Linked DNA regions of Homo sapiens: region 2 is linked to region 1. Evidence: chromatin loops called from intact Hi-C (ENCODE). Cell type or tissue: B cell. All regions are shown on one strand. Links, peaks and the distances in the headings refer to the core of each region. The heading gives the core; the rest is flanking DNA. Region 1 overlaps LOC107984257 (a long non-coding RNA gene). Region 2 overlaps PDLIM1 (PDZ and LIM domain 1).

Region 1 (11,515 bases), core at 1,550-9,549:
TGCACAACTGGTTATTTTGCTAGGGTAGATTGCCAGAGATGAAACTATACTGAAAAAAGGATATGAATATTTTAAAGCCTTCGAAGATATATTTTATTATTCAGTTGCCTTTTAGGATGCCTGTGAGAATTCACGGTACCGCTAACAGTATGCAAAAAAGCCCACTGACTACTAAATATATGCTATTGCTTTTTTTTGATAGAAAGGATTTCTTTCTTTCTTAATAGAAGGAATGTGTACATTGAAGTTTTAAAATTGAGATTATACAGTTGTCTTACTCACTGAGGTCTTTACTAAAAGGTTATTTTACAAGTTTGCTTTGATTTCAAACATAAATTAGTGTTCATGTTAGTAACTTGATGGGAAACAAAAAGAGGGCCTAGGTTTTCTTTTGAACATACATGAATTGTCTGGGTTAAATCCTTTGGGAAATATCCCAATATACATCCAACCAGTATGAAAGAATGGAAAAATTTTAAAAATGCAAATAATGATCAAAATTTTATATTGAAAAAATAATATAGAAATACATTATAGATGTAACAAAAAAACAGGTGGCCATTATTATAGTTGTACTGGGATTATTCCATTAATCCATGCTTCTAATACCATTTCAGTTTTTGTTCAACATTCACTTTCATTTTGAAACAAGGCACATAATGTAAGATTTTTAAGTATATAAAAGACTTCATACTAGAGGATTTTTGTATATTATACGATTAAAACTCTGAAAATAGAAGCTTATTAGAAACACAATCCCAAATAATCACCACTAAGAATTCACCTTCATGTTTCATAGTATTGCATCTAAACCAATTAATAGCAGCTATAAAATTCTTATGAAAAAAGATATAAAATTTCTGGAACATATTATCATCAGAAAAAAGACAAACATACTGTTTTACAAAGACTAGATTTTACAGGTATTTTAGGAGACAGTAAACTCATAATGTATACTGATCCACATTCAAGCATTAGTTTCTTGCATATAAAACCTCTCTGAACTCTTAAAACACTTATCTTCAGCACTCACTGCTAAGGCATGTAAAGTGTGTACTTTTGGGAAAAATATGCTGTCCTTGAGCAGCCACTTTCTGAATGGGAGCAGTAGCTCTGAGCACAATGATTAAAGATGGGGATCAAATGGACAAGAAGGACAAAGGCCATTTTGTCACTACTTGGGAAAGCATTCCCAGTCATGGTCACTCTGGTTCCATCTGGCAACTGTCTGGACACAGATAACCATAGTGGACTCTCCTACCTAGATTAGATCCAACAGGGCCACAAAAGCTGCAGGTCTCATGGTGGTTGTCTGAACTCTGAGAAACTGAAAAGTACAGCAGAGCGAAGATACACAAACAATTAATTTGAAAGCTAAGAAGAGAGAATTTAAAATTTCCTAAGGTATCAGGCTTGAAAATGAGAGGGGAGACGGAGAGAAAATATACTTTTCTCTATGAAAAAACTTAAATAAGAGAATATGGAAAGGGAAAGAAATAAAAAATATATGAAGAAGGGTGAGATATAAACCTTTTTAACCTTTGAGACCACAGGTCATAGCATTCTTTACATGTGGTAGTGTCACATTTTTATGATATACCACATAGTGTAGTGTCAAACAGTGTGCCATACATTCTACCACGTACTACACATTCTACCACATGTGGTACACTCCATTCTTATACATTCTTATACATGTGGTAGTTTCACATTTCTTGCACCCTCACAAATAATTTTACAGAATCTTAGACTGTCAACATTGGAAGTAATCTTTATGTTGAACCCCTTATCCAGTGTTTAACTGTACTGATATAGATCAACCTCAGCAAGGAATTACTAATTTGATTTAAAAAGACATGTAGGTATTATTTCAGTGGGACAAATTCTGCTCAAGTGATGCACAAAATACATGGAAATATGAGCTGCTGCCAATACGGAAATATCCTATAGGATAGGTCAACAGACAAGACCCAGTTCTTTCCCTTACAAAACCTGTGACTTTCTAGAGGAGGCAAATTTATAACAAATTACCTGCAATTTAAGGCAATGAACTCAAATGCCCCATAAGCAGTATAAACAAAGTGCCACTGAAACACTTGCAGAGTGTACAGATTCCTTCTGGCTAATCTTGAAGATCAGAGCTACTTAACAGCGTGAAGGATAAGAGTTGGTCTCAGTCATAATCCTAAGCAAATTAATACAGGAATAGAAAAACCTAATACCGCACTTTCTCACTTATAAGTGGGAGCTAAACATAGAGCATCCATTGACATAAACATGGGAACAGTAGACACAGTGTACTAGAGTGGGGAAGGAGGGAGAGGAGCGTGGGTTGAAAAACGACCTACTGAGTACTATGCTCACTACTTAATTGCAGTATACCCATGTAACAAACCTGCACATGTACTCCCTGTATCTAAAATAAAAGTTAAAAAAAAAGTCCTCAGAAGGCTCAGGGGAATTTTGAGAGGCGAATGCGGCCATGAGCAAGGGTGGAGGTGGGAAATGCAAGACAGCTTAATTTATCCAAATGCTCAAAGATGCTAGGAAAAGAGAGGTTAGATGACCTATGAAAAATGCAGCCAAGATAGAAGCAACAACAACAACCAACAACAAAACCCCCAAAACTCTAAGAATAAACGTTTTCAAGACATTTGCCCTTTTAAAAGACTCAAAGGAAACAGAATAGGTTCTTTTGATTGGAAGTATTCAATTGGCCTAACACTGCCTAAATGATAGGGTTGTTCCTGAACACTGGACCTTTCCAGATCCCTCCATAGGTATCTGGGCCATGGTGATCAGAAGAAATTTATTAATACTTATCTTAATGGGAAGTGTCTGATCAACTCCCTTTTTCTCTTTCTCTCTCCCTGCCTTGGGTAAATCAAGAGATGACAAGTGACACATTTCACAAAGGAAATGACAATAATAATTCACCTCCTGGTCATATGTGATTCCCCCACTACAAACATTCCAGCAGAATATAGCCATTTATTTTGGTATCTGATGGGTTTCTTAGGGCTCTCATCAAACTGGCTGAACAGGGAATCCCTAGGGGCAGCCTGCCAGAGAAGAAGAAAAGGGATGACCCAGATGTTGCTAAAAATCAACAAACTCGAAATAACAGAGTGCAAAAGACATTTCACTTTTTTTCCGTAAGTTATAGGGGGTACAGGTGGTATTTGGTTACACAGACTAGTGCTAAAACCAACGATTAAGTATTAGTGTTCTTGGAGCTGTCAAGCTTTCACAAACATAAATAATGTACTCATAGGGAAACAAGGTTCACACAGGTTGGACCCCAAACTTGCAGAACTTGAAACAGGATCTTGCAGAGGGCTTCCAAGAATGCCCATGATGATTATTAAATAAGATTCCTTATGTTTTAAAAAACAACTTTATTGAAATAGAACTCATATAGCATACAACTTCCCCATTTCAGGCATACAATTCAATGGCTTTTAGTATATTCACAAATCCTTTTTTTTTCATATATATGTACCACACTTTATCCGTTCATCCGTTGATACTTAGGTTGATTTCATATTTTGGCTGTTGTGAATAGTGCTGCAATAAACTGGGAGTGCAGATGTCTCTTCGACATACTGATTTTCTTTCTTGTAGGCATATACCCAGCAGTGGGATTGCTGAATCATATGATAGTTCTATTTTTAGTTCTTTGAGGAACCTCCATGCAGTTTTCCATAGTGGATAAACTATTTTATGTTCCTACGAAGAGTGTTTGAGCGCTCCCATTTCTCTGTGTCCTTTTCAGCATTTGTTATTTTCTGAGTTTTTGACAATTGCCATTTTAATTGAGGTTAAATTATATTTTATTGTGGTTTTGATTTGGATTTATCTGATGATTAGTGATGTTAAACATGTTTGCATATAACTGTTGGCCATTTGTGTATCTTCTCTTGGGAAATGTCTATTGAAATCTTTTGCCCATTTTTAAATTGGATTATTTGGAATTTTTGTTTTTGAGTTCTTACGTATTCTTGTTAGTGATCCCTTGTTGGATGAATAGTTTGGAAAATTTTTCTCCCATTCTGTGGGTTGTCTCTTCACTTTATTTTTATTTTTATTGATGTGAAGAAGCTTTTTAGCTTGATGTAATTCTATTTATCAATTTTTGCATTCGTTACCCGTGCTTTTGAGGTCTTACTCAGGAAATCTTTGCCTAGACCAGTGTTCTAAAGTATTTCCCCTATGTTTTCTTCTAGTAGTTTCATAGTTTCCTACATGTAAGTTTTTAATTCATTTTGATTTGATTTTTATATATGATGAGGCATAGAAGTCTAGTTTTATTCTTCACGTGTCTCATTTTCCCAGTACCATTTATTGAAGAGACCATCTGTTTCCCAAGGTATGTTCCTGGTGCCTTGGTCAAAAATGAGTTGGTTGTAAATGCAAGGATTTATTTCTGGGTTCTCCATTCTGTTTCACTGGGCCGTGAAATCCTTACTTTTCGATATTATAAGTCACCATTTTCAGCTTTCCATCCTGTCAACCTTGCTGTATTTGGGCCAAGCAGGGCATGCAGGACCCAGAACTTGGTGTGGACAGGTGGGGCCAGAGCCCCTGTAGGCTGCTCAAGAAATCTGCACTGAGGTCTGCAGGGAGGACCAAATCCCCATAGATGATTCCACAAAAACACTGTTAGGTAAACCACAGTGTGAAACAGCTTGAGAAATAGAATCTGTGTCATATCCAACATTTACTCACACTCATAACTGCATGAGCGGGATACTTGAGCAGGAGGACCCAGAAGAACACCCTCTTCACCTGCATGTCCAGGTCCCCTTTGTGTCACCTAGGGCAAGAGGCTGGAAGGAGAGGCATCTGGGATAGGGGCAGGCTATGGTCGGGGCAGTGGGGTGGTAGGACCTGGACAGTGGGGGTGGTGGGGTTAGTGAAAGGTCTGGGGCAGGGCAGAGATCAGGAGGAACAGCATTCCAGCAGGGCTGGGAGACATGTCAGTAGGTTGGCAGACACAGGAGCAGGTGGCCTGGGACTCAGAGGAGCAGCTGGAGTTGGAGGAGAAGGGCTCTGTTTTCCTCCAGTCTTCTGCTTGGCTGCTGCATTAGCACCCCACTGCACCCCCAACACTCGTCTCTCCCTTGCCCTCACTTCCTGAGTCTTAAAACCAATTCCTTCATCCCCAGCATGCACCTTCCTAAGGACAGTTCCCCTCTGGATCCTTCCTAAGGTTCTAACTATTTATTTATTTATTGAGACAAGGCTTGCTCTGTCGCCCAGGCAGGAGTGCAGTGGCACCATCTCGGCTCACTGCAACCTCCGCCTCCCGGGTTCAAGCAATTCTCCTGCCTCAGCACACCCTAGTAGCTAGGATTACAGGCGCGCGCCACCACGCCCGGCTATTTTTTTGTATTTTATTTAGAGACGGGGCTTTGCCATGTTGGCCAGACTGGTCTCGAACTCCTGACGTCAGATGATCTACTCGCCTCTGAGCTTCTGATTTTTAATCCTTCCTAGCCCAGCTCCCCGCCATCCCCCCACCCCCGCCGTCCCCCCATTCTGCCTCACTTCCTCCTTTCCTGATTCCCACAATTTCCCACAATCAGTCTTGGCCTCAGATTCCCACCCTTCAGGTGCCAGGGTTCCTTGGGTCCTCCATCTCCCCTGATCCTCTCTGATTAGGGGCACGGGGTGTGAGTTGGAATTAAAGCCAGCGTTTGAGTCCTGGGGCTGGATTCTGCATTGGGTTCCGTTGTGTCATTGCACCTTCTCGTTTCCGCTCTTTCTGCCCTGCTTCCTCATCTTCAAAGTCATCTAAGATCCGCCAGCGGATGCTGACCCAGCCCGTGGAGCGCCGCTTCTCCGCACCTGCTGCTTCTCCATCTCTCCATCTTCTGCTCCTGGCCTTTTCCTGGCACTGGAGCCCGAGCTCTGAGCTCTTGCCCTTCTCTGGGGCCCCGTCCTGCTCCTCCTCGTCACCCTGGGGCGGCGGCCGGGGCCCCACGGGTCAGCGTGGCAGGGCCGACGGCGCAGTTCTCGCCCCGGGGCGGCGGCGGCGGCAGGTGCGGTGGGAGCGCCGCCTGGAGGTTGGTGTGGCGCTCATTGGTCGCGGAGGCCGCCGAGGTGTCCAGCGCCCAGGACCTGGGCTTCCTGTCTGCGTCGCTGCTGCCCCCTGCTGGGGCGGCGGGGCCCGGGTTCCGCTCTGCGGCGTGTTTTTGCGGGGCGCCTTCGCTCCTCCGGGAAGTCGGCGGTGCAGCCGCGGAGGCCGTTGTTGCTCTGGTAGCCGGTGGTTGTTTCATTCCCCTAGGGGCCGGCCGGGCTTTCGCCTCAGGCCGCCCACACCGGCTCCGGCCGCCGCCGCCTCTCGCTACCCGCGGCCCGGAGGAGGCGAGGGAACGACCTCCAGGCGCAGGGCGGCCGCCGCTCCCTCAGCAGCCGGCGGGGCAGAGGGAAAGACGCCGGGAAGCGTAAGGTCCCCGCCAGGCCCGAGGGTCGCCACGGACTTTGCCCTCTGGTTCCTGCCCAGGAGCAGCTGCCAGGTCCCCTCCCTGCCAAGCTTCTCCCCGAAAAGTTCTAAGGTTGTCAGGTCCGCCAGGAAGTGACATTTTTCTCCCCTCACTGTAAGGCTGGAAACTCTTGAATCCGGGCATTTTATGCATATTCTTAAATATGATGTTTCAGTCAAAGCCTTGATAATATAACCAATATTTCCGATTTTATCCTGCTTATAAAGAGCCGATATGTAAACGAAAATTAGAATATTTGTGAATAGTTTCCAAATTTTGGAGGGATCAAGTAGGGAGAAAAACCAAATGCTTCCACCTTTGTTTACAAGTGTGCTTTACCAAACTGATGTAAATTATAGATAACATCTGTGAGAAACCTTTCTTAAATCTAGAATACAACCAACAGTGTTTTAAATAAAAGTTATAAAAATATTATCTTAATTTCATAGATTTTTTGTTTTGCTTGATCTTGCTTAGCAGTTTTTTGAACCCTTAAGTTTATTAGAGTTCTAGGAATTTGTGTTTAGTTTATTTTTTTAAAACATTTGTTTTAATATATTTAAAGGGTATAAGTACAAGTTTCTTACATGCCTATATTGCATAGTGGTAAAGGCTGGGGTAGTTTATTGATCTGAAAGTTATCAGAAACCTGTGTTCAAGAGGACCTGTTAAGAGTTTTTTCCATGAAAAGCAAATTTGGACTATCGCTGATCGCAAATATTTTTCGAATTCAAAGCAGAACTGTGGATGATGGAAACAGAATAGCTATGATGAAAATCTGATGAAAGTTCCCAATTGACAAGGAAATTTAGTTACTTCTCTTACGTGCAGCATGTTAAGACAATAACCAGAATCATGACTGACAGCATCACATCAGGACCACCAGGCTTTTATAAATTTCATACAATCTTCAGAATGCATTAATAACATATTTATACAAATGTAACTTTAGCAAATATTTAGCGTAACAATCAAAATTATGAATCATTAAATTTTTATAAGTTTATATAATTTTTGGAACATGCGTGTCAATAACATACCTATAAATGTAACTGAAGTGGGATCTAATATCACATAATTTGACAATGCTCTCCCATGCAGTATCACAACATTTGACAATGCCCGCTCATACAGTCTACCAAATCTAATAATTTAATATCTCTACAAGGTGAGAGATCCATTCTTTAGACTCTCCAGGGACCCAGCTGAACAGTCCCGAAGTTAATTTTAAGACTTAATTTAGGATTTTTGACTCTGGGGAAACCTGTCAAAGATTGAAAACATTTGATCAAAACAGAATCACAGGTCACTGTTAAAAGAATAGTCATTTAACCAGAGACTTAAAAGCTATACAGAAAGTTATGTGGATATGAAAACTCGAACCCTTTTAAAGCTTAGTTTTCCTGAGTAATCAAAAAGGGTACTTGAATTTAATCAGACACAGGAAGAGTATGTACGGGGATATGAGTGTACACTGTATTTTAGAGGAATGTAAACAAGGAAATTAGTACCATGAGCCAGGGAATACATGGCTGTTAGTAACAGCATGGGAAGTTTCCTGGTTACATGGAACAACAATTTAGACATAGGAAGAAAAGCCAAAAGTACAGATTCAAGTTATGTTGGAGGAAAACATTGGTTTTCCAGACCTTCATGCTAACCATTTCAGTGTCAGGCCATAACAGCAGAACTAGAACCAGAGAAAAAATGTTACAGGAGTTGACAAAAATGTTGAAAGACAGAGCTACCACTGTTACCATTGTGGCCATGCAAAAAGATACACCTTTTTAAAGGGGGAGAAAACAGAAGGCAGTGGTTTATGACCTGCAATGTGGTACAGAGAAAGTTGAATTTCGGATATAAATCTGAGAAGTTTGAAAAAGAAAAATGTTACCTCTAGAAATGAAATGGCCATTCTGAAAGAAAGACACCGCATTTCCAATCTGAAACTAGGGAAGTTAGTTAGATCTCAGGAAGAATTAGAACTAGTTTAAATCTTCTATTAAATAAGATTTTAGAATTAAAAATAAAACCTCTTAAAATTTTACTAAGAGCAAATCAGTAAGCAAACTGTCATTCTAACATAGGGGACCAACTTATTTTGTTGTTTTGTATTAATGTATTTTAATGTCAAATTTCAATCTTTAGAAAGACTTCTGTTACCAAAATTACATCTTAATATCCATAACTTTCTTTACATCTGTCTCCTACTTACTAGTTCTTTTCTAGCTACTGTGAAACAACTTTTAAATGATCCCCAAATTCGATAAAAATATTCTTTTTCTCAATAAAATGTATTTTTTATGACTTTCTAATAATTTTTTTCTCACCAAGAACGCCTTATTTTTTGGCACATTGTATATATAGAATTATATGTACTAATTAAAAATTTTAACTCTTAGTAACCTTAAATTTTAGTGAAAATTTCCTTAATTTTTTAAGACGGAATCTCACTCTGTTGCCGAGGCTGGAGTGCAGTGGCATGATCTTGGCTCACTGCAACCTCCGCCTCCCGGGTTCAAGTGATTCTCCCACCTCGGCCTCCCAAGTAGCTGGGATTATGGGCATGCGCCACCACACCTGGCTAATTTTTTGTATTTTTGGTAAAGATGGGGCTTTGCCATGTTGGCCAGGCTGGTCTGGAACTCCTGACCTCAGATGATCTGCCCGCCTCAGCCTCCCAAAGTGCTGAGATTACAGAAATTTTATTTTTGTAATAAAAATAATTGTGAACCACCATGCCTAGCTGAAAGTAAGAAATTTTAAATTGTCTGTCACCTATCAGTATTTTATAGATAAGAACCATTTTATAATTTTTACAAACATATTCCCTAATATATATATATATATAATACACACACACACTTTTTTTTTTTTTCTTTTTTGAGACAGGGTCTGGCTCTGTCACCTGTGCTGGAGTGCAGTGGCACAGTCTCAGTTCACTGTAACCTTTGCTTTCTGGGCTCTAGTAATTCTTCGATTTCAGCCTCTCGAGTAGCTGGGACTACAGGCGTATGCAACCAGATCTGGTTAATTTTTGTATTTTTTTGTGGAGACTGGGTTTTGCTATGTTGCCCAGCCTGGTCTCGAACTCCTGAGCTCAAGCGATCCACCCAACTTGGCCTTCCAAAGTACTGAGATTACAGATGTGAGCCCCGGCCCACAGTGTGAGCCATGGCCCCTGGTCCCCTAGAACATAACTTTAAAATCTTATTTGGAAATGACCTACACATTTAATTAGTATCTATTATTTAATGTAACTTTAAGACATCAAGTTACATGAAAACTTTATAGACATTTTTCTCATTTACATTTAATTTTCTAACATTTACCTGGATTACCAGTGAGAACTGGGATATTAGACAAAACTCGATCTCATTTCAAGTTATTTCCCTGTTAATCATTTTTACAGCTTGTGAATATCAATGTTCACCTGATTAAGGACCTTGAAGTTAAATGTAGGAGCATGTTCCCAACAACTCAGAAGATACAGCTGTTTTTATTAAAGCAACAGTATTAAGTTAGTTTTGCTTATCAAATAATTATACAAAAATCACTTTGTTTTAGCCTGGGCTTACAGTTGTATAACCTTCATGTGAAACCCTGACACCTTAAAATATCTATCGGAGACAAATATTAAAGTAACCAGTAAACCCAGGCAGAAATATATGCTGACAATTCTAAAGACATTTTTATTTTTACCAATAATTTAAAAATGAGCTTCAGTAAATAAATAAAATCAAATAATAAAAATAAAATAATAATAAAAAGATTTATTTAAGTCATGTGAACTAAAAGGCATTTGGTAATTATTATATATTTTGTACTTTATATGAGTACTCATTTATCTTTAAGGAATTTCTGGCTGACTATGCCAGATTTCACCATGTAGACATAATATGTAACATGATACATGTGCTTCTATATGAACACATCTAAACACATATGTATACACACAAAAAATAAAAATCTCATCGCTTTTATTTTAGAATTTTGGTTGTGAGATAGTAATACAAACTCACTGGCTGATAAAACATTTGGACCCAAATTATATTTCTGACAAAATTGGGACCTGTTTACATATAGAGGCTAAACTTTATTTGCCCTAATAGATAATCTGGTGAAGGCTGTGGATTTTGGGTAAAGCAGTTTTCACAGCAGTTTGAGTAAAAAAAAAAAAAAAAAAAAAAAAGCCTTTCACCCTTTTCTCTGCCTTTGTTCAGTTTCTAATAAATTTATGGTTAAATTGTCAATGTGTACATTTTAACTAGGACTGGTGGAATAGTGTAAGAAAGAACAAAATCTCCAAGTAGCATTGAATTAGTAACCAGTCTATCTTTTGTTTGCTGATTTAGTTTGCTTGGTTAGCAAATGTGGGCAAAAGAATTTTAGTAGTTTCTTTTTTCTCTCCGCTTTTACATTTTGGCTTCTGTGTGGCAACAAAAGCAAACATTTTTTTTGCTGGACAGAGATAACATATTATTGCTCTGAGCTTAAGATTTTGACCTGTTTGATCTAAGAGCCTAACTTTTGTAAACACTTACCTAGTTCCTTTTCTTTTAGATTATTAATTTTTAAGTAAGTTAAGTGTTTTATCACTGTACATAATTGTAAGACAAATCTAAATGTGTATTTATAAAGGTATCTAGGTTGTTGCTCACCATGGAGCCATTGTAACTTGTAAAGCCATTAACTTAAAAGCCCTTTAAGACTTATTTTTAAAAATTTTTAGCTGGAATGCCATAAGCAATGAGTTTTATATTAACAACACTAGAAAAGTCAGCTGATTCAGAGTAGGCAGGAAAAAAACAGAGATAGAGAACGTAGAAGACTCTGTTAACTCTATACTTGTAGGTTTTTGAATAATGACCATTTGAACACTGAACATTTCTTAATGTGATTTGCCCACAGTTTTGAAATGTGCACAAGAGCAGGCTGTAATATGTAGCTGTCTAGAGTGTCAGAAAACCTGTCATCCCTTAATGTTTGAGAATACCACTCAGTTCCTTGTTAATCTCTTGAGAGCA
Region 2 (10,900 bases), core at 930-8,929, 52 kb before region 1:
TTGAGACACAACATAGCGAGATGCTATCTCTAATCAGTAAAAATAAACAATTAATAAATGTCCATTGTGTGAACATGTGTCTCAATTTTTGGTTCGGAAGGATTGGTCAGCATACAGGGACTCACTTTCTGAAAGAACAAGAGAGCTAAGGCCCTTGTCTGTCAGCCCCGCGATTGCCCGACGTGACTGCAGTCATGGGGTGACCCTCTCTTCATCCCCTCACCTGGCACAGGAAGCTGTTTCTTTGCTCTTGTCCAGTGGTTCTTGGATCAGTGGCGCCTGGGAACTTGTTGGAAATGCAGTCTTAGGCCCCATCCTGGGCCTTCTGGCTCAGAAACTCTGGGGGTGGGGCCCAGCAATCTGTGTGTTAACAAGGCCTCCAGGTGATTTTTACCATTATTAATAGCTACCATGGTACAGGGCTTTGTTACCTAAGATGTGATGAGTGGGGCCTTAGGCAGCTCAGCATCTAGCTACTAGGGGCTTATTTTACACGCACCAGGCTGACTACAGAAAGGCTCCTTCCTCTGCTCTGTAGGAGATGATTGTTATCTGCCTGCTGTAGCATGCTGTATTCTGATGGTTTTGTTCTATCTGTGATGTGGATTTCTTTTCTAAGAACTTTATTTATTTTTAAATTTCCAACATTTAAGTTCAGGGGTACATGTGTAGGATGCACAGGTTTGTTACATAGGTAATGACGTGCCATGGTGGTTTGCTGCACAGATCATCCCATCACCTAGATATTAAGCCCAGCATCCATCAGCCATTCTTCCAGATGTTCTCCTTCCCCCACTCCCCACCATCTGACAGGCCCTAGTGTGTCTTGTCCCTCCACCATGTGTCCATCTGTTCTCATCATTCAGCTCCCACTTACAAGTGAGAATATGTGGTATTTGGTTTTGTGTTCCTGCATTAGTTTGCTGAGGGTAATGGCTTCCAGTTCCATCCATGTCCCTGCAAAGGACAAGATCTCGTTCCTTTTTATGGCTGCATAGTATTCCCTGGTGTATACGTACCACATTTTCTTTATCCAGTCTATCATTGATGGGAATTTAGGTTGATTCCATGTCTTTGCTATCATGAATAGTGAGTGCTGTGATGAACGTAAGAGTGCATGTATTTTCATGATAGAATGATTTATATTCCTTTGGGTATACATCCAGTAATGGGATTGCTGGGCTGAATGGTATTTGTGCTTCTAGGTCTTTGAGGACTCACCACACTGTCTTCCACAATGTTTGAACTAATTTACATCCCAACAGTGTGAAAGCGTTCTTTTTTCTCCACAACCTTGCCAGCATCTGTTGTTTTTTTACTTTTTAATAATAGCCATTCAGACTGGCGTGAGTCGGTATCTCATTGTGGTTTTGATTTGTATTTCTCTAATGATCAGTGATGTCGAGCTTTTTTTCATGTTTGTTGGCCGCATGTATGTCTTTTGAAAACTGTCTGTTCATGTTCTTTGCCCACTTTTTAATGGGGTTATTTTTTTCTTTTATTGAGATGGAGTCTCGCTCTGTTGCCCAGGCTGGAGTGCAGTGGCACAATCTCAGCCCATTGCAACCTCCGCCTCCTGGGTTCAAGTGATTCTCTTGCCTCAGCCTCCTGAGTAGCTGGAACTATAGGTGCATGCCACCACACCTGGCTAATTTTTGTAATTTTAGTAGAGAGGGGGTTTGGCTATGTTGGCCAGGCTATTCTCAAATTCCTGACCTCAGGTGATCCACCCACCTCGGCCTCCCAAAGTGTTGGGATTACAGAAGTGAGCTACTGTGCCCGGCTTATTTTTTTCTTGTAAATTTGTTTTAAGTTCCTTGCAGATGCTGGATATTAGACCTTTGTCAGATGGATAGATTGCAAAAATTTTCTCGCATTCTGTGGGTTGTCTCTTCATTTTGATGATAGTTTCTTTTGCTGTGCAGAAGCTCTTTAGTTTAATTAGATCCCATTTGTCAATTTTTGCTTTTGTTACAATTGCTTTTCGGGTTTTCATCATGAAATCTTTGCCCATGCCCATGTCCTGAATGGTATTGCCTAGATTTTCTTGTAGTGTTTTTATAGTTTTGGGCTTTACATTTAAGTCTTTAATCCATCTTGAGCTGATTTTTATATATGGTGTAAAGAAGGGATCCAGTTTCAATTTTCTGCATATGGCTAGCCAGGTCTCCCAGCACCATTTATTAAATAGGGAATCCTTTCTTCATTGCTTGTTTTTGTCAGGTTTGTCAAAGATCAGATGGTTGTGGGTGTGTGGTCTCGTTTCTGGGTTCTCTGTTCTCTGTTCTTCTACCAGTACCATGTCGTTTTGATTACTGTAGCCTTGTAATATAGTTTGAATTTGGGTGGCATGATGCTTCCAGCTTTATTGTTTTTGCTTAGGATTGTCTTGGCTTTTTGGGCTTTTCTTTGGCCAGGTGTTAATCTCCTATTTTATAGAAAAATAAACTGGGGACCAGAGAGGCTAAGTTACTTGCCCAGGATCACAGAGCAGAGTCACTCCAGTTCCCATGGCCTTGCTTGAACATATATTTATAAGTGGTTCTGAAGAGCTGAGTGATACTTATGCAATTCTGCCCTTCCTGGCCAATGACAGTGTTTTCCTCATTTCAGGGGATCCCAACAAGCCCTCAGGATTCAGAAGTGTTAAAGCTCCTGTCACTAAAGTGGCTGCGTCGATTGGAAATGCTCAGAAGTTGCCTATGTGTGACAAATGTGGCACTGGGATTGTGTGAGTATCTGCTTCCCACAGCCTTTGCAGACCCTGCAGGTTGGGTAAACCATGAAAATGTGGAAAGTGCTGGATGTTGCACATTTTGCTTGTGAGGGAGACAAATCCCTCCTGGAAAAATGCAACAGAGAGGCCAGAAAGGTCCTGTGTCCCAGAGCCAGGTTGTGAAGGTTTTCCTTCACTGCGGAGCCCTTAGGTTATGAACATGTAAAATGAGAAAAATCAGGGCTGCCCTGTTGAAGTAGGAGGGGTTTTTGGAAAAATGTCTCTGGACCCTGGGAAGGAGAAGCAAGTCCCTTATGATTGGAGGCCAGTTGGGAGGCCCTGGTTTCCCCTGTGATGGGTTCCTGGGGAGAAGCCCCAGGCCCCTGCTCAGGAAGGATGGTGCCACCTGCTCAGGTGCCACCTGCAGGTGCTTGTCACTGATGGAGTCCCTTCCCTCCCTTGCTTCTGTAGTGGTGTGTTTGTGAAGCTGCGGGACCGTCACCGCCACCCTGAGTGTTATGTGTGCACTGACTGTGGCACCAACCTGAAACAGAAGGGCCATTTCTTTGTGGAGGATCAAATCTACTGTGAGAAGCATGCCCGGGAGCGAGTCACACCACCTGAGGGTTATGAAGTGGTCACTGTGTTCCCCAAGTGAGCCAGCAGATCTGACCACTGTTCTCCAGCAGGCCTCTGCTGCAGCTTTTTCTCTCAGTGTTCTGGCCCTCTCCTCTCTTGAAAGTTCTCTGCTTACTTTGGTTTTCCCTCTGCTTGTAAAACATTGAGTCCCCTCCCTGCCTTGGTTAATTGACTCACACCAGCTGTGCGATGCCCGCTTTTACAATTAAAGGAAAACTGTTTTGTTCAGTGTCACCTTGTCAGCAACACTGTGTCCCTTCGCCCCACCGTTCTTCTCTGCTGCATTTGGACATCAGCCAAATTTGAACCCAATCAAATATAACGTGTCTGACACTGATTTTGTTTTTACTCAATAAATGTATAGACTACAAAGCAGTGTGGTGTCTGTTATCTGATTATGTGTCCCATTTCCTACTCAAGCCTGATGAGATTTCTGAGGCCTGTCTTCTTGTTTTGGGTTTCTTGTTTCTCTCAGATTTACTGGCCTTTCCCCCGCAACTTGCATCTTAACAAGCTCTGTTCTTACATTTCTTCGAAGCTTGCTTGAAATCCTCTTTCTGTAAAGCTAATATAAGATACCTAGCTCTGTTTTTTTTTTGTTTTTGGAGACGGAGTCTCGCTATGTCGCCCAGGCTGAAGTGCAGTGGCGCTATCTCGGCTCACTGCAAGCTCCACCTCCTGGGTTCACGCCATCCTCCTGCCTCAGCTTCCGGAGTAGCTGGGATTACAGGCACCTGCCACCACGCCCGGCTAATTTTTTTGTATTTTTAGTAGAGACGGGGTTTCACCACATTAGCCAGCATGGTCTTGATCTCCTGACCTCGTGATCCGCCCGCCTTGGCCTCCCAAAGTGCTGGGATTACAGTCGTGAGCCACCGCGCCCGGCCCCTAGCTCTGTTTTAATGAAATCAAGTTTTCTTTGCATTGGGCTGTTCTGAGGCTTATCTGAGGAAATGAATGCTTCCCAAATAATAGGTGGGAGCATTAGCAGTTGGCTTGGAAACATTCCCTAGTAAGTCCCTCTTCAGGCTGGTTGCTGACATCACAGCTGCTCCCCTTCATGAAGGGCAGCAACCTCAGGAAAGTGTCCAGCAGCAGCAGAGAGCCCAGGACATGGCCACTGTGTCCTCCTCACAGAGGAGACTGAGGACCCTGGCTGCTAAGAACGAGTCCTGAGTCAAGATCTGAGGTCACCACAGTTTATCTCCTGGTGACTAATCCCTCATGGGCTCAGTGGTGCCCCCATCCCTCCAGACACTGAGACTAAGTGATTGTTATGAGAGGCGGACAGGGTACTCCAAGCAACCCTCTTTCCTCCAAAGGAGCAACCATCTATTCTTGAGCAGTGCTCACCACCCTTGGTAATAGTTCATGACCTTTCATTATGAATGCACTAACATGGTACATACTCTAATAGTAAGAATTGTAATCAGTACCAGGATTTCATACCACAGACTCTGAAGCCAGAATGTACGATGGACAGTTCATGCACGTGAGCTGTTGTAGTGCCACAACAAGCAGAACTGAAACTGTTCAGGCAGAAAATCATGTCATGTTAAAGCTCTCGATTTCTTTTTTTTATTTTTTGGCAGTTAATGAGTTCTTACTTTAAACCCCATCTGTTTCTACGCTTATAAAAGTCAAGGTGGCTTAAACTATGCAATTCTTAGAAATCAACATAAAATGAAAAGTCTCTGAACCACAGCAGGTCTGACTCATTTACAAAGACATTAACAGTCATGATTTGGATTTTGATTGTAAGGAATAGATGAGTCATGGATACTTAGAACTTTCTCTAATCCCTCTCCTCAGATAATGTGCCAATCAAATGTCTGACATTTGTCAGTATTACTTCTTAGGTGTGGGTCTTTCATACAGATATCTTGCTTCCAGGGGAGGCCAAACACCAACAGCTTCAGGTGACCATTATTACTATTCAATATAGCCTGTATGAGGAGTTCATTTCCTGACTGAATGAAACAGAATGTCAGCATTACCACCCCTAAGTGCCAGTTGTGTTATGTGGCAAAGAAGCCCTTCCCTTTTGCCCCCAGTATTTGGCACATACAAATATTTACTGCTCTGCCGGGCGTGGTGGCCCATGCCTGTAATCCCAGCACTTTGGGAGGCTGAAGTGGGTGGATCACTTGAGGTAAGGAGTTTCAGACCAGCCTGGCCAACATGGTGAAACCCTGTCTCTACTAAAAATACAAAAGTTCGCTGGGCATAGTGGTGCATGCCTGCAGTTCCAGCTACTCTGGAGGCTGAGGCAGGAGAATCACTTGAACCTGGGAGGTAGAGGTTGCAGTGAGCTGAGATTGTGTCACTGCACTCCAGCCTGGGTGACAGAGTGAGACTACGTCTCAAAAAAAAAAAAAAAAAAAAAAAAAAAAATTACTGCTGAGAGCAATTTGAGATTTGGCCTATTTTTTGTGCTTCATGCCTACCATATTTATCTGATTGTTTCTCTTTCATGCTTCCTCTAAAATGAAAAGATTGGAAGGAACAGTCTAACTCTGTAGCCATCTTTAATTACTAAGCTTTCAGAAAATTTCTTGAAGAGGAAAAACTCAGCCAGAGTCATGCAGACTGTGATCAAGCTGTTTTCTCTGACTTGGTATGCTCTTCCTGCACCCCTTGATTACTTTTAACATTTAATAAATTTCTGTTGTCTTTCGAGATTGAGCCACCTCCTCCTCCAGACAGGCTTCCTGACTGCCCAGCATGACTTGGATGCCACTCTCCTATGCTTCCATACCCAGGGGACACCTTCTTGGCATGCATCACACAAGACACTAATCACTCATCTCGTGAAAGGAAAGAAGCCTTGCATGAGAGCTGATCCTTTGTCTTTTTCAGCCTTTTCTCCTCGGCACTCAGCTCAGTACCTTGCTAGTGGCAGATAGTCCACAAGCTTGGTAAATCTGTAAATGGGTGATTGCTGCTTCATCGCTGTCCAATAGAAGTATGATGCAACGCATGAATGTAATTTAAAATTCTCTAGTAGCAATGTGAAAAGACAAAAAAAGCAGGTAAAATTAATTGTAATAATACCTTTTTTTTTTTTTGAGACAGAGTCTAGCTCTGTCGTCCAGGCTGGAGTGCAGTGGCACAATCTTGGCTCACTGCAACCTCCACCTCCCAGGTTCAAGCCATTCGCCTGCCTCAGTCTCCCAAGTAGCTGGGATTACAGGCGCGCACCACCATGCCTAGCTAATTTTTGTATTTTTAGTAGAGAAGGGGTTTCACTGTGTTGGCCAGGCTGGTCTCGAACTCCTGACCTTGTGATCCACTCACCTCGGCCTCCCAAAGTGCTGGGATTACAAGTGTGAGCCACCACGCCCGGCCAGTAATACTTTCTTTTTTATATTTTTTGAGACAAGGTCTTGCTCTGTCACCCAGGCTGGAGTGCAGTGGCACAATCATGGCTTCCTCGACCTCCTGGTCTCAAGTGATCTTCCCACCTCAGTCCCCTGAGTAGTTGGGACTACAGGCACAAGTCGCCGTGCCTGGCTAATTTTTATATTTTTTAATAGAGGTGGGGTTTTGCTATGTTGTCCAGGGTGATCTTGAGCTCCTGGGCTCAAGCGATCAGCCCACCTCAGCCTCCCAGAGTGCTGACATTACAGGTGTGAGCCACCGTGCCCGGCCAATAATACATTTTATATAATACTATATATCCAAAGTATTATCATTTCAACATTTGTCACAAGCCACATTTCAAGTGCTCAGTAGACACATGGGGGTAGTGGCTACTGTATTGGACAACACAACTTTAAACACACCTTAAAACAAAGACATCTTGGATTTCTGTTTCCCTTCAAGGCTGCCAGCTTTGATCTGGCCCAGAGCAGAAAAGTGATCTGCAGCAGGTGCAGGCTATAGTGGAAGTGGCTCTGTGCTTGGTTCATGTGATCTAGGAGACCCTATGATGTCAGAGTTTTCAAGATGGTACACCAGTGGGAGAATAAAAACCCAAGCCCCTTGGGTTCTAGAACAAGACTGCCATCTGCAGTACAGAACTTTATGCTTTTCATAAAATAACTCCTGGCATTCTTCCACAGCTTGGATAGAGACAAAGCCCCTGACCATGGGACATCAGGTGGCAGAACTGCCCATCATGATTTGGGTTCTCTCATTCTCATTAGGTCAGAAGGTCAGGCATCTTCCAGAGCAATCCCTCATGAGATGAGAGGAAGGCTTGAGCAGGGCTGAAGGAAATATGTGAGCTGTAGGGGCATGGAAGCCTGGATACTCATTCTTTCTACTGCTGTGCCCCTCCCTTAGCAATTCCCCATGGCTGATGGGGGATCCCGTATGAGCAGCAGATGGTGGAAGAGGAAGCCCAGACTTGATTCATGGATGAGTTGGCTAGGTATGTAAGGGCATGCTGAAATGGTGGCTGCACTGCTGTACTTCTTGAGCTGGCTTTGTAAGGAGAAAAGAAGTCCTCCCACTGGGCAGAGCTTCCGGTAGTATTCCTAATGATCTACTTTGTGTGGCAAAAGAAGTGGCTTCAGTATAAATGTGCCTGGACTTATGGACAGTGGTGAATGATGTGGTTGGCTGATCAGAGGGTAAAGATGAGAAGATCAGGACAAGGAGGTCTGGAGTAGAGGAATGTGGATAGACCTCTGTTAACCCTCATTAGAATAAACCATGGAAGAGACAGTAAGTGACCAGGTTGACAAAATGAATTAACCAATGGACATGAGCCAGCCTGTTGTTGGGCACCCCTGTGTTGGCGTAATGGGTGCGTGGGTGGGGTATCCATGATTGTCAGAGGCTCTACGTGGTTGCAGTAAGATGGGCTTCTATTTCAAGGCCAATCTAGCTATTGGCTGCCAAATGTTCAACCTTCCAGCAAGAATGACCAACTGAACAGTGCTATCTTTTGAAGACACCAGCTAAGCCACTTGGTGGCAAGCTGACTAGCTTGGATCCCTTCCATTTTGGAAAGTGCAGTGATTTATTTATTCAGTCAGGAATAGACCCATATAGGTATATTGGGTTTGCCTTTGCTGTCCACAGGGCCTCAAACACAACACTTTCTGAGGACACAAAGATCTTTAGATCCACTAGCGCAGGATCCCTCATGGCCTTGTGGGACCAAGGACCCATTTTACTGCAAAGGAGGCACAGCAGTGGGCACATGACCATGGAGTCCAGTGGATCTATCACAATCTGCACCACCCAGAAATGGCCAGCATAAAAGGGTGATGGTATGGCCTGTTGAAGACATAGTTGAAATGCCAGCTTATATACGACCCCTTGTGAGTGTAGAGTGCCATTTTCTAGAACATAGGAACACTCAATCGGTGAAATTTACTTAGTGCTGTGTCCCCAAGAGGTAGACGGTATGAGTACAGGAGCAAGGGGGACAGTAAGAGCATTCCTGCTCAGGATAACTCCTTGTGACCCACTTGGGGAATTAGTGCTCCCCACACGATTATCAATTATGAAAACAAAAACAATTAAAAAATTCTTCCAGCTGATTTTTTTTTTTAAAGCAGGCAGGAAAGAAGGCACCTAGACATCTTATCTAAAAATTTTTTTCCGTGTAAACTTATACGAAGGAATCTGGAGTGGGACTTCATGGGTTCAAATCCTGGCTCCACTTCTTGATCACTGTATGACATGGATAAGTCATGTAATCTCTCTGAACCTCAGTTTACTCATCTGTAGACAAATTAGTAATAACAGGAGATTCACAGCTCAGGTAGAACTCAAAGCACAGGGGTTGTCCCTGATAAACACACACAACTTTTGGCCAGGTGCAGCGGCTCACGCCTGTAATCCCAGCACTTTGGGAGGCCGAGGCAGGCGGATCACCTGAGGTCAGGAGTTCGAGACCAGCCTGGCCAACATGGGCAAACCCTGTCTCTACTTAAAAAAAAAAAAAAAAAAAAAAAGCCGGGCGTGGTGGCGGGCGCTTGTAATCCCAGCCAAGGCAGGGGAATTACTTGAACCCAGGAGGTGGAGGTTGCAGTGAGCTGATATTGCGCCATTACACTCCAGCCTGGGCGACAAAAGCGAGACTCAGTCTCAAAAAGCAAAAACAAAAAAACCACGCAACTTTTATATTTAGCCTTGATGAGTCCTGGAGGTACAATTTCTACCTGGTTAACTGGATACATCTCAACTCTTCCCGTGGTTTCGCCTCTTCCCCAGGCTCGCAGAGAAGACGTTGTCCTCGCAATATTTTTAAAAATACTATGCACCAGTCTGCAGGAAAAGGCGCAGGGGGCGGCGAGGCAACCTAGGCCTGCGTGCCTCTGGCTTTCCTTTTGGAGGAAGCTTTCATGCGCGTCCATGTGAAGAGACCACCAAACAGGCTTTGTGTGAGCAACATGGCTGTTTATTTCACCTGGGTGCAGGCGGGCTGAGTCCGAAAAGAGAGTCAGCGAAGGGAGATAAGGGTGGGGCCATTTTACAGGATTTGGGTAGGTAAAGGAAAATTACAATCAAAGGGGGTTGGTTCTCTGGTGGGCAGGAGTGGGGATCGCAAGGTGCTCAGTAGGGGTGCTTTTTGAGCCAGGATGAGCCAGGAAAAGGACTTTCACAAGGTAATGTCATCAGTTAAGGCAAGGACCGGCCATTTACACTTCTTTTGTGGTGGAATGTCATCAGTTAAGGTGGGGCAGGGCATATTCACTTCTTTTGTGATTCTTCAGTTACTTCAGGCCATCTGGGCTTTTACGTGCAAGTCACAGGGGATGCGATGGCTTGGCTTGGGCTCAGAGGCCTGACAGAAGCGCCCCCTTGGCGAGCACATGCGCGCCTCAAAGGGGATGGAGCTGCGCGTGCGCGGCAGAGTCACAATGGCAGCCAGATTCAGGTGCGGCCATTTGTGTGTCCCCGAGGTTCCTCGCGGGCCGGCATCCCACGCCGAGGGTGGTGGTGGCAGGCTTTCCAGAAAGGCAGCACACCAGGCTCAGCTCTGCTGGCGAGCAGGAGGCGACGGCAGAGGAAACTTCAACCCGATGAACTTCCTGGTTGCGGGGACATTTGCCTCCTCCTGCCACTCACCACCTCTGCTCTGGTCCCTCCCTCCAAGAATCCTCATAGCGTCCTCTCTCCCCACTCTCTCCCATCCCGCGTCTCCCATATTTGCCCCAGCTTGGCTCAGGGCCACAGTTCTGCACTCTTCAGCCGGCGGCGCCACCAGCAGTTGTTTCTACGCGGGAAATAGGGCAACAGCATCCCAGCACAGCTGAGTGCCCAAGGATGGTCAGCCGGGTAGGGCAAGAAGCTTCTTTCAGGGATTCTGATCTCACGGTACGAAGTGGAAAGAACTTTGAGGGTCAAAGGCGTAAACTGAGGGGCTAGTTTGGTTACGGGAACTTAAGATAAATGAATTAACCAGGGGACCCCCGTCCCCATTTTCTCCTCCTACACAGTCTTTAAAATCCAGAGAAGGCGGGGGTCGGGTGGGGGGATGGCCCGTTTTGACTGTTTGGAGTGGTGCAAACTCTTTTGTGACACCTGCTGTGAGAGCTGCTAGGGGGGCTTGGAAATCGCTGCTGCTTGACCACCCGCACACTT

What was found. Peaks named below come from ENCODE experiments on the same cell type or tissue, not always from the same donor. Only the 100,000 strongest peaks of a DNase experiment are listed, where the experiment ranks them.
Region 2: a loop joins it to region 1, with 10 times the contacts of the local background. A loop is called at or near these places in 39 of 110 quality-filtered maps.

What each region holds. Positions count from the first base shown.
Region 1 is chr10:95,178,406-95,189,920 of GRCh38, reverse strand. All of the region lies in intron 3 of LOC107984257 (a long non-coding RNA gene), which reads left to right. It also overlaps the pseudogene PAWRP1. Among named protein-coding and RNA genes, the nearest start is that of ACSM6, 10 kb to the left of the region's middle. RefSeq lists silencers at 5,698-5,747, 5,768-6,097, 6,288-6,587. In B cell, for the core only: CTCF peaks have their summits at 5,960 and 6,163 (motif pointing left); a DNase peak (open chromatin) is centred at 6,110; H3K4me3 peaks cover 1,416 bases; H3K27ac peaks cover 1,188 bases.
Region 2 is chr10:95,230,399-95,241,298 of GRCh38, reverse strand. PDLIM1 (PDZ and LIM domain 1) reads left to right here. Exons shown (of 7, transcript NM_020992.4): 6 at 2,614-2,731; 7 at 3,188-3,727. The coding sequence ends at 3,374. Among named protein-coding and RNA genes, the nearest start is that of ACSM6, 42 kb to the right of the region's middle. RefSeq lists enhancers at 1-85, 9,571-10,140, 9,973-10,267, 10,141-10,709 and a silencer at 10,733-10,900. In B cell, for the core only: no CTCF peak of the experiment used is centred there; a DNase peak (open chromatin) is centred at 4,838; H3K27ac peaks cover 991 bases.